3 separate regions of the Homo sapiens genome follow, and all the other regions are linked to region 2. A link is an interaction called in ENCODE POLR2A ChIA-PET data of the cell type or tissue named here. Cell type or tissue: MCF 10A. All regions are shown on one strand.

What was found. Peaks named below come from ENCODE experiments on the same cell type or tissue, not always from the same donor. Only the 100,000 strongest peaks of a DNase experiment are listed, where the experiment ranks them.
Region 1: POLR2A ChIA-PET joins it to region 2 with 7 read pairs; 3 of 35 experiments call an interaction of 5 or more read pairs at or near these places.
Region 3: POLR2A ChIA-PET joins it to region 2 with 6 read pairs; 2 of 35 experiments call an interaction of 5 or more read pairs at or near these places.

What each region holds. Positions count from the first base shown.
Region 1 is chr21:37,618,049-37,622,048 of GRCh38, forward strand. KCNJ6 (potassium inwardly rectifying channel subfamily J member 6) reads right to left here. Exons shown (of 4, transcript NM_002240.5): 4 at 1-4,000. The region is part of intron 1 of KCNJ6-AS1 (KCNJ6 antisense RNA 1); the gene reads left to right. Among named protein-coding and RNA genes, the nearest start is that of KCNJ6-AS1, 100 kb to the left of the region's middle. In MCF 10A, a CTCF peak has its summit at 1,742; a DNase peak (open chromatin) is centred at 1,733.
Region 2 is chr21:37,530,943-37,534,942 of GRCh38, forward strand. The region is part of intron 1 of KCNJ6-AS1 (KCNJ6 antisense RNA 1); the gene reads left to right. Among named protein-coding and RNA genes, the nearest start is that of KCNJ6-AS1, 14 kb to the left of the region's middle. RefSeq lists enhancers at 2,117-2,346, 2,457-2,506. In MCF 10A, no CTCF peak of the experiment used is centred here; a DNase peak (open chromatin) is centred at 2,389.
Region 3 is chr21:37,448,971-37,452,970 of GRCh38, forward strand. All of the region lies in intron 2 of DYRK1A (dual specificity tyrosine phosphorylation regulated kinase 1A), which reads left to right. Among named protein-coding and RNA genes, the nearest start is that of KCNJ6-AS1, 68 kb to the right of the region's middle. RefSeq lists an enhancer at 2,180-2,731. In MCF 10A, no CTCF peak of the experiment used is centred here; a DNase peak (open chromatin) is centred at 1,621.

The DNA of each region.
Region 1 (4,000 bases), 87 kb after region 2:
TTTGTTCTGCCCAAGTCTGAGCTACGGGAGGGTATTTCTCATACCCATGCCCACAGTCAGCAATGCTGAGAGATGATGTCAGGGCGATGCCCGTGATGGCCGGATCTGAGGACAGTGCTCCTTCCCCTCTTCTAAGAAGACTGGCTGAAGACCCAGAGGTTTGGGTAATGCACGGCTGACCGAAACTCTGATCTCTGCACTCCAGTTGATCGAGTTCTACTAGTTGTGTTTAGTGATAAGACCCAAGACTGACATACTCCATAAGGCATTCAGCCTGGACTAGGCTCTTTGTAGCCAAAAGTCTGCTCCTAGGCTCCTGGAAGACCTTGCCCTTTTGCTTGAATGTTTTGTGATTTCTATCAGAGTTTTAGAAACGATGATGATTACATGTTTATTTCACTAGTGCTTGTTGGTAGCAGATATTTACATTGCCTGAGAAAAACAGCCCTTCATATTCTTATAAAGATTGGCTTAGTTGATATCACAGTATTGATGATCGGTGTTAAAACAATGGGCACTGAGCCTTAATCTTGAAATGGGCAATTACACAAAGTCGGTAGGAACATTTCATTCTCTGAAATCAAGATCTGTTTACTATGTGGCCACAATTCTCCGGCCAACCACAGTGCATGTTGGGATTTGCATCTAGGGGGTATAGTGTCTAAAAATAACTCTATAAATACTGTTTTCATCAGTGATAAATCTAATCTCCATCACTTAATCATGTTGACCACCCCAGTGAAATATTTTTGTGTGCCTTTAAAGTATTTTGCCTTCCTTTTCCTAGGACTCTCTTATTGAATTAGGTGGATACATGAAGCTTTCTTTTACCAAGGCAATGAGGCCAAGTAAAAGTTTGACTCCTTTTACATTTATTTAAGTTTTATGGTGTTGAACTTTGAGATTTGTTTCCTCCCACTTAGTTGTTTCCTCCCACTCTTCCATGCAGTTGAAGGGTCACAAGCTTTTTGCATGATCTATATTGTAGATACCATTACCTACTTAGTTTCAGACGCAGGATCAAATCCATCCTTTATCTGTCGACAATATAACAACATCACAATGATTTGTTACATTGTTACTTTTTTTTCTTTCTCATCTGATTTCCAGGAAAGCACTCATAAGAGAACTTGATATGTTTTTCCATAGAACTAAAAAGATAAGGAACCTAGCTTGGCTGACTACCTCTGGCATTAGAAATGCTTCCTTAGAAGACAAGGGAGTTCAGCTTAGTGACACAAAGAATGCCATTTAATATTGACTCATCTAAAAACCCCAAGGTCTGGACTTTTTCCATCCATTATGTCTGTAATTACCAATCTTTGTCTTTGCTTCAGACTCAGAAAGCGCAAGAAATCCAACAACCCTTTACTATACTTCCGTGTCTCCCTGAGCTCTTTTCAAAGGACCTTTTGGTTTTCCATAAGAAGCATTTAGTTCTTTAATTACACATTAAACTTCTAGCTTAGTGGCTAGAGAGAGCAAAAACTAGCGCAATTAAACATGAGCTAGTTCCAGGTTCACGTTCATCACCTTGATCAGTTGTAAACTGTAGGCTAGAGAAAACTAGCAAGAAAACAGAGGGAGACATCTGGGCCACCTATTTAACTCTCCTCCAAGAGAGCCTAAGAGAGAAGCCATGTGGAGGAGCGAGGCGGGTTTGATGTGTGGCAACCACTGCAGGTCTGGGCTGCTTTGCTGAGCAGAGACTGGCAGCCTGAGCTATGTACATCATCCAACGCCTGAGGGTGCCACTGAAGCAATATTTCAGCGGCTGGGCTGGGAATGCCCATTTCTCTGTAGTTCATTAAGGAGTAATTTTACTGTATCCACTTTCTGAGTTGACCGCTAGATCCTGGCTGGCTGTTGACTCTATTTGCCACTCTGGAGGAATGGCATGAAAAGGAAGGATTCTTCCTTTGAGACCCTAACTGAATGACTGGGCTCTCTAAGTCTTGTGAAGCAGTTGTCTCTTTGACAACCGAAAAAAAAGAGTTATGTTATTTTGAACAGACTTATGAGTGACTTCAATAATTTATGCTAGAAAAAAAGTCATTCTTCTATATTGCCTAGGACTCTCTTAAGAGTACAGTACAATATTTCATAGTACTTAGTACTCTTACATACTATTATTAATAGTACTATTACTAGTACTTAATAGTACCAATAGTACTTAACAGTACAGTACAGGGGTCAGCAAACTTTTTTTATACAGGGCCAGATAGTAAATATTTCAATCTTTGCTGGCCACACGGTCTCTGTTGTAATTACTCAGCTCTGTGAGTGCATGTGGAAGCAGCCATAGGCAATACACAGACAAATGGCTGTGGCTGTGTTCCAATAAAACTTTGTTTGTGGACATTGAAATTTGAATTTAGGATGATTTTCACATGTCTCAAAATATTCTTCTTTTCTTTTTTTTCCCCCAATTATTAAAAAATGTAAAAATTGCTCTTAGCTCACAAGTGGTACAATAACAGGCAGCAGGCCAGATTTTTTTTTTTTTAGCAGATTTGGTTTGCTGAAATTTTTTGTAGTAAAAATAGCCCACAGCTTAGGGCCCTGTGACCTGGATTTGAGACAAGGAGCTATGATTCACTGGCCTTTAAACTTGGCCAATTTGCCCAAACCCTAGTTTTCCCTCTATAAAATGTAAATTATAATACTCAACCTCTCATGGTGAATTAGAATGAAATAAGATAATTTGTACAAGTGCTCTTAATGCTCTCAAACACCACACCATGTTGGGTAAAATATTGTTGGGTTATTATTATATATTCTGTGATTTATCAAAATCTCTTAGCAGCCTTCTGACAGAATTTTGACTTCTAGATGACACTCTGCATCTAAAGCACTCAAGACATTAAAGGCAGAAATATTAGGAAGAGGCGTGCTTTACTCAATTTTAAATTAAAGGCTAACATTTTCTTAGATACCGGTTGGCCATAAAGTTCAGAAACAAGATAATGTTATTTTAGTGTATTGTAAAGTAATATCAATGAATCATCTATTATGTATATGTTACCTATGTTTTTCAATGTTAAAGCCATCCATTGAAAGGAAATCATCCTTGAAGATAATGTTTACAATATATAGAGGACACTGAACTTTCAACTACCTTCCTGACATTTTTAAATCATACAGAGTATCACCCAAGTCAAGGAAAGAAAGACTGAAGAGTAGCCAGACTATTAGCAAACTGTTTTGGAAATGATTTACTATGAGTATTTTAATTGTATTCTCTCAGCAAATCAAATGATTTCCCATTCTTCTGGTGAGTTCAGGTAGTTTTCTAATAGCATTCTTATGCCCCCTTTCTCTGTCCACCAGTTCCCACCTTTGTAAGCAGTTTCTAAATATCCCAAAGACACTGGCTTAAATCTAAATAAAAAAGCAAAGGGGAAAAAAGTAAGAAAACTGAAATGTAAGAAAATGTAGGGATGGAAAGCATAAGAATGTTGCTCTGGAGAATTCAAAATTTAGACTATTAAATGAAGTCATGAATAATTTTTAAATTGGAGTGCAGTGAAAAATAGACATTTCAGAGCCCTAGCTTGGTTAGACCTGCAAGAGAAAATTGTGCTTAAGAAATAGGTTGACATTTGCAGCTGGATTTCTGTTAGGGAACATAAGGTACTGAACTAAAACAATAGAATTGGAACTGGAGAACCAGGGAAACAGCAAAGGATGGGGATAGATGGAAGAACGGAGTGGGGGAAGAGAGAGTTCTGCCTCATGGACATAGAGGGGATATATGCTGGAACAACCAGGCTGGAAGGCCATGTTTGAAGGAACAGAAAAGTTGACATTTGCTATGTTAATGTAAAAGAGTATAGCTTACCCAGGGGACAGCTAAAACAGAAATGATTTTATTGGTTCCATAAAGTTGATTTATAAATGAATGGGTGCTCTTCCAGTTGGAGAGCACGTTGGGGTGGGTGGAGGTGAGAATCCGAGGAACTCAGCAGCCTTGTGGTGGGGGGTCATGCTTGCAGCTGAA
Region 2 (4,000 bases):
GGTAGGGCCGCCCTCGGTCCCAGCAGAGTTGTAATGGTCTGTGTTGTAAATCAGAGTTAGGAGGGGTCTGACAACTTTCCTGTTAGTGCGGAGTTTAGCCCCAGTGTGGTTTGTCCTGCAGCTCAGGAATCTAGGGGGTTGCCTGCCCACTGAGCTTAGACCCTGGAGCCCAGGGAGCTCTTAATTGACAGAAGGGTGTCCTTTTGGTCTCAGATCATACCGGTAACGCTCCTGCCAAGCAGCCCTGGACAGGGGCCCAGCCTACCGCCAGGAGCCACCTGTCAAACGGCGGCTTAGGGGGTTTAAAAAGGAAATTAATCCCTCTTCAAGACCACATAGATAAACCTCTGGTTGGGAGGTGACAGCAAATCTTATCAAAGCAAATTGTCTAGACGTTTCGAGGAGCTCTAGGACGTGGACCTGCTCAATCTTTCTAGAAAGGCCTGCGGCTGCAGGGGCCAGGTTAAGGGGCCCCTTAACCTGCTTCAGAAGAGGCAAGACTGCGTCCTTCCCCGCTGCCCACTGGGACTGACTTGGAGGCCCGAGGAAGGATTTGTTCCCGCAGGACCAAGTTCCCTCAGGCCACACCAGCCTGGGAACCAAAACAGGATTGCAGTGACAGAACACAGCGTCTCTGGCTCTGCGCCTACCCTGTTCTTGCTGTGCCCCCAGCGCTCTTGAAGCTGTGTCCTTCCCTGCCTGCCTCCCTCCAGCTGGGCCCCCCTCTCCAGCCACCCTGTCCTGCCCTCCTTCCCTCCCTGCCTGGGTCTTGTGGCTGCGGAGGCCAGAAAGTGGAGTGGCCCCTATGTTACCACAAGTCCCGCAGGGCAGAGGAGGGGAGGAAGGGGGCGCGCAGGAAGCCTGGGAACACCCACCCTTCAGGGCTCAGGACAACCCCACTCCTGGACAGCCTCCAGCCCTGGCAGCGACAATCCTGGGCCCCGCCCAGTACTGCATGGGCACTGCCAAGACAGAGCTGGACACATGCCCACGGGGTAGAGTTTGATTTGGGGGCCATTTTTGCCCCTTTCTACAATGACGTTTTCTCTGACAAAATTTAGACTGTAATTTAAAAAATAGTTTCTGACTGTGATGAGAAGGAAAAGGCAACATGCTTCCCAAACTAAGAGTATTTGAAGACTTTTTGAGTTCCTGTAATAATATACCAACTTCGCTTAGATTTAACAATTGTTTTTTGCTGAAACGTGGTATTTCCAAATTACTTCAGTCTGCATCTCTAAAAAATGACATTGTCTTGCTTATCCATTAATACCATTATCACACCTTAAAGAGAATTAAAATCATTCCTTACTGGTGTCAAACACTTGATCCGTATTCAGTGTTCCCATTGTCCCCAAAATATTTTACTGCCAGTTTGTTCAAACCAGGATTCAATTAGGGTCCACGTGTTGTGTTTAGTTCGTTTCTTACCTCTCCTTAGATCTAGAACAGTTTGCTCTCTGTATTTTGGGTAAAAGAAAAATGTTCCCCAGCACTTTAGGAGGCCAAGGTGGCTGGATCACCTGAGGTCAGGAGTTCGAGACCAGCCTGGCCAACATGGTGAAACCCTGTCTCTACTAAAAATACAAAAATTAGCCAGGCTTGGTGGCGGGCACCTGTAATCCCAGCTACTTGGGAGGCTGAGGTGGGAGAATCGCTTGAACCCGGGAGGTGGAGGTTGTAGTAAGCCGAGATTGCACCACTGCACTCCAGCCTTGGCAACAAGAGTGAAACTCCATCTCAAAAAAGAAAAGAAAAGTCTTCCCCAGTCTAATGTTTTTAATGGTTTCATATTTTTCACGTAAATCTTTGATCCATTTGGAATTTATCCTATTATTATATATTGTGAGGCATGGATTCAATTTTATATTTTCCCAAATGGCTGGCTGGTTGTTCCAACACCACTTATTAAAAAGTTCATCTTTCCCCCATCTTAGTTAAAGATTCACATTGATCACTTATCATATGATAACTGTCGTGATTACTTGGGTCTTCTTCTGAACCTTCTAATGTGCTGTGTTGGTTTGTAAACCTCTGCACATGCCACTCCTACCTGGCTTCAGTTACAGAGGCTTCTGGGCCGTTTCAATACTTAGCAGGCAGGTGCACCTCATTTCATCACGTTTCTCTTCGGGGTTTTCCTGCTTACCCTTGCTTTTATTCACACACACACATATATATACACACACACACGTATACAAGTATATATAATTAACTGGAGTTGGGGGAATTAGCTGATAAGAGAACTGGCTAAACAATGTAGGAATCACCAATGCACCCAGCAGTCACTACACCTGGAACTGATCCTGAGCACCCAACGAAGGGCCACTCCTACCCGCACCCCTCTGCTAAGACCCAGACCTCGTGGAGAGGGCTGCCGTCATGACTCATTCATGGGAGAGGGTGTGATCGTGACTCACTGGACGACAGAGGAGCTTGCTGAGGTGCTTCCCCAGCAAGACGTGACTGAAACCCACCCTCTGCTGTGGGAATTGGCCCCCGGGGAGGTGCCACGTCTCAGAGCTCCCTGCTGGCTGCCTCGGGCAGTGCTGCAGAAGTCCCTGGGGGGGAACCTGTCTGGCTGCAGGCTCTCCAGCACTGCTCGTGGGAGGGTGATTGGCAGGTGTCCCATGGTCAGTGCTGTGCTGTGCAGTCACTAGGGTATGTGCCCAGGTAAATCCATCCGTGGGTGTTTCTCCTGCTGGCACTGGCTGGAAGCCACCCAGGGCTGGGGCTGTGCCATGGAGGCCGCTCATGGGGGGACTCACTGCTGGAATGCCCAGGAAGCAATCCAGGGAGAAGCGACCAGCCCGCAGGACTGAGAGGCACTGATACCAAGTGAACTGAATTAATAATATGGGTGAAGTGTTCGTTTCATTTTTTTTGAGAGGGAAAATAAAGATTCTTGGTTTCATTCTAACTACCTACTCACTTGCCAAATTGTTAGGGGGACTAGTGGCACTCTTAGTGTAGACTCTCAAAAACAGCTCAAGGATATTAAAGGACCTATTTTAAATGTAAAATTTGACCCGTTTTTTAAAACTTATATTTGTAGGTTCAGGGGTACGTGTGCAGGTTTGTTATATAGGTAAACTCATGTCATGGGCGTTTGATGTACAGATTATTTTGGCACCCAGGTATTAAGCCCAATGCCCAATAGTTATGTTTTCTGCTCCTCTCCCTCCTCCACTCTCGGGTAGGTCCCAGTGTCTGTTGTTCCCCTTTGTGTTCATGAAAACTTGATCAGTTTTGATGTATGTATACCCTTATGTCATCACACCACTATCAGAATGTCAATTTCATCTCCCCAAAAACTCCCTGTTCCCATTTCTGGTCCATCTTTCTCTCTGTCCCATTCCTAGGCAACCACTGATCTACTCGTAGCATTTTCGATTGGTTAAAATAATATAGGAAAATCAATGCCTGAGAATAGCGAGAAAAGCACAAGGAAGAAGAGCAATTAGGGGTGGGGCGACTTGCTTCACCAGATGTTGGAATATTCTTTGAAGCCACTGCAGTCTGATCAGTACGGTGTAGGTGCAGGAAGAGACAACTGGATTGGAGGAAGGACAGACCGGTTGAGACACAGCCCACTGCCTAGGAAGGGGACTGTGAAACAAGGAGCAGTTCTATCAGAGGCAGTCTGACAGGGGCCACCATGCATGGATACTTCTTTTAATGTGGTAGGGGCATGATTCAAGGATTGGCAGGATCCGAAGAGGAACAGGGTGGGCAGCTTCAGAGGAGGTAGCACTTGAGAAGGGTTTGGCATGATGCCTGCATTTGTTTGAGGACCAGTGCATGGGGATTAGGAGTTCAGGGAAGCTGTTCAAAGAACTGCATCAGCAAAGGTAGGAAGGTGTGAGTGGCATGCTTTGATGGAGGCAGAATAGTGGCCAAAGCTGTCCATGTCCTACTCTCAAGAGCCTGTGACTGTTAGGTTACATAGCGAAGGGGAATTATGGTTGCTGATTAGCTCGCCTTGAGATGGAGGGGATGA
Region 3 (4,000 bases), 82 kb before region 2:
TACAGGTGTGAGCCACCATGCGTGGACCTAGGAATTACGTAATTTGATTTGAAGAGTCATATCATTTTTCCCCTGCTTTACTTTTGTACCTCTTCTCCAAGAAAAAAGTCTACTCTCTCAAAAACCGAAAACACATTTCTTAACTTCTGGGAGGTAGTTTTGTTTGTATTAGTTCAAGTCCATACTGGAATACGTTTGACCAGTGTTTTCAAGCTGAGAAATGACATTTAATTATTTGTTATCATTTCTAGGTAGATAGTAATTTCTGTATTTACTAAGGTAAGCTAACTGGTTTAACGAACACACCTAATATTTCAGTGGTTTAAATCAGTAGAATTTCTTGCCATATAATAGTCCAATGACTGTTAGTACAATGGGATAACAGCTCTGCTCTGCAGTTATTCAGGCTCTGAACTATGGGCATTTTTCCTATTTTAAATTTAATAGTGTCCAAAGGTCATCCTAGGTTTTGGCATTTGTTGAATGGGGGAAGAGCATGGAGGTTTTCACACGCAATTTTTATGGGTCAGACGTGGTAGTGGCACACATCACTTCTGTTGACATTTCATTGGCTTGGTCTTAGTCACGTGGCCATGCTAACTGCAAGGGAGGCTGGAAATGTAGTCTAGTTGACTCAGGGAAAAAAATGCCTTTGGTTATCAATTAGCAGTCTCTTTCGTGTGGTCAAGGTAAACAACATCAGCAAGACATTGACTTCTCTGTGAGCTACCTAATTATTTCGTTTTTGCTTTTCCTTTTCTCATTTTCCCATGTTTTTGCAATTACTCTCCACTTTTCCCCATAAATATCCTGTTTTTGAGGTGATGGCCCGCATTCTTCATTTACTTTCAAGTCTAGTCAAGTCAAGTCTCTTGGATGCAGACAACAGAAACCCATTCCTGGCCAAGTTGGGCAGAAAACAAATGTAATGGAAGGCTATATGTTAACCCATAGAATTAATTGAAAGCTGGAAACTATGCTGGAAAAATAAGTAGGGGCCAAAGCAGGTGGCAGCAGAGGACACAGCCAGGGTCGCAGCAGAAGACCAGTCTGCTTCGGATCCCACACCTGGCACTTGTGCAATGCATTGCTATGTGAGCCTCAACTTTCCTGCCTCCACTGTGGATAGTCTCTTACTGTCCCTACATCTTGCAGGAGTGACCCATCAAGACTCCAGAGTCTGAACAGGAGCATGTGATTGTCAAAACTTTGGTCACTAGCAAAGCCCTGGTTACCAGGGAGGTAAGGTAGGAGATTTGTTAGTTTGGTTTTTATACTTGGTGGCATGGCTTTTTTGCCTTCCATGATTCTCATGAACTGTGAAGAGTGTTCAGATACCAAATGGCCTAAAAATGACAAATACCTATGTGGGAACCTTTTTCATCAGGAGAAATAAGTTGTGGTATAAGATGGGAGGCTGTGTTCCAATCTTGATTTTTATCACGTTGTTAAGCCTCTGGGTTGCAGCCGCCCCCTCTGTAAAGTGAGGTGGGGGAACTAGATGTCTGACAGTGTCTGTTCATTTACTCACTCATTGAATAAATATTTAGTAAGTGCCTTTTATGTGCCAACACAAAAGAATTATCACACCCTTGCCTTCCTATATTTGGGTGAGTCAGCAGAGAAGTCATTCTGATACAGTTAGGGTGAAGTGCTCAGATACTCTAGCCTTGGGCAGGGGTTTAGGAGCTCGTGAGAGTTCCCAGGCCAGCCTGGGCAGAGAGTGTTGGAGTAGGGGATTCAGGGACCACACTCCGCTTCTTTCACTCATTCGTTTAGTGTTTCCTTTAAGCCTTTGCCTTGTTGTTATGAGAATACAAAAATAAATAAGACCAGTACTTCCCTCCAAAGCACTAATTGTGAGAGCATGCTGATGGCTTTAGCAGGCAGCATGCTTGCTGTGTTGAGATAAGAGCAGAATACAGTCATGCACCAAATAACATTTCAGTGTTGGACTGCATATACGACAGTATTCCCCTAAGACTGTAATGAAGCTACAAAAATCCTATCACCTAGTGATGTCTTGCGATCCTTACCCAAGGAGGTCTTGGCTTACGTGTATGTGTATCTTAATTTTTGAGAAAAATGTTTAAAAAGTAAAAAGTTAAAAAAATGAAAGCTTACAGAATAAGAATGTAAAGAAAGAAAACATTTTTGTACAGTTGTGCAGTGTTTTAAGCTGTTATTACAAAAGAATCCAAAAGTTAAAAAAAGATTAAAAAGTTATATAAAGTAGGCTAAAGTTAATTTATTACTGAAGAAAACAAGTTTTAAAATAAATTAGTGTAGCTTAAATGTACAATGTCTATAAAGTCGACCGTAGTAGACGGTTTAATGTCCTAGGCCTTTGCATTCATTCACTCATCTCTCTTCCTCTCCGTCCCTCCATCCCTCCCTCCCTCCATCCCTCCCCCACCCATTGCAACTTCCAGTCCTGCAAGCTCCATTCCTGTAAACGCCCACACAAGTGATCTTTTATATCATATTTTTATTGTACCTTTTCCATGCCTATAGCACAAATAATGAGGGTTACAGTTGCCCTCATTATTCAGCACGGCTGAACAGGTTTGCAGCCTAAGAGCAGTAGGCTCTACCGTCTAGCGTGGGCGTGCAGTAGGCTCCACCGTCTAGCGTGGGCGTGCAGTAGGCTCCACCGTCTAGCGTGGGCGTGCAGTAGGCTCCACCGTCTAGCGTGGGCGTGCAGTAGGCTCCACTGTCTAGCGTGGGCGTGCAGTGTATACTCAGTGATGTTCTCACAACCATGAAATCGCCTGACAGTGAATTTCTTAGAACATATCCTCATGGTTAGGTGACAGGTAAGTGTTCTGAGGGAAGAATGGAGTAGGGGACCAGTTCCCTGTAAGATTCTGAGAACGTTTCTTAGCATGACATTTGATCCTGGGTCTTGAAGTTTGAGTTGAAGACTTCTAGGAGGAGAAAATAGGAGGGCGGGGATAGCATGCTAGTTGGAGAGAAGAGTTGCTGAAGAGAAGAGCGAAGAGCTGCTGAAGAGCACCATTGAAGAATGGTGAGAAGGTCGGTGCAGTTAAGGGAAAGGATGTCATGGAGGGGACAGGATGGAGAGAAATGGTGGGAAATAAGACGAGAGGTGTAAACACTTAACCTGGGTACTCTGGGTATTTAAAGTATTGTGAAGTATTGATTTTGAGCTTTTTTTTTTTTTGGTTGTGGACATGAACTTTGACAGCAGTAGGGGGAATACACTGAGGGAGGGCATGGAGCCTGGATAAGGAGCAGTTATTGTAGGGGATTCCCCTGGCCCCTTTCTGGATTAAGATCTTGACAGAGCATGGAAATAAGCAGCTGGATTCATGAGACATTCCAGAGGCCAAAGTCACAGAATGTAGTTAGATTGAGGGGGATTGAGGTAAAGGGGGTGGGGAGGTGGAAGTAAGAGAGCGAATAAGATTGAGGTTTCTAGCTTGAGTGGATGGATGGGTGGAGATGCCGTTTATAGAACTGGGTCAAACTTGGCGCTACTGCCTGCTCCCCAGCCTGTGCAGACACAGTTAAATATAGCATGCCGTGCTTTCCAGCTGAGGCTTGAGTTAGCTTTGGAATCTTTTCTATAGCAGTGAGTGCTCCAGACAGCCACTGCCAATCTATTTGAGTTTGTACTGGAGAGGAAACCTATTTGCCTTCCCTGTCATAGGAGATGGGGAGGGGAAGGGAAGGGGAGCAGGGAGAGGAATCCCACCCACACTAGTCCCTCTTTTCCCTGCGCTCTTTTCTTCAGAACACATCATTTTCTGATCTCACACTCCCGTTTTTTTTTTTTTTTTTTTTGCTTGAGGATTCTTCTGTGCCCAGCAAAATACAAACTCCAGGAGGCCTGAGATTTGGCCCATAATTTTTGCATTTATGCCTTTAATGTTAAGAGCGTTGTCTGGAACAGCACTGCCAATAGAAATGTAAGCCACTTATGTAATTTAAATTTTTCTAGGAGCCACATTTTTAAAAAAGTAAAAAGAGGCCTGGA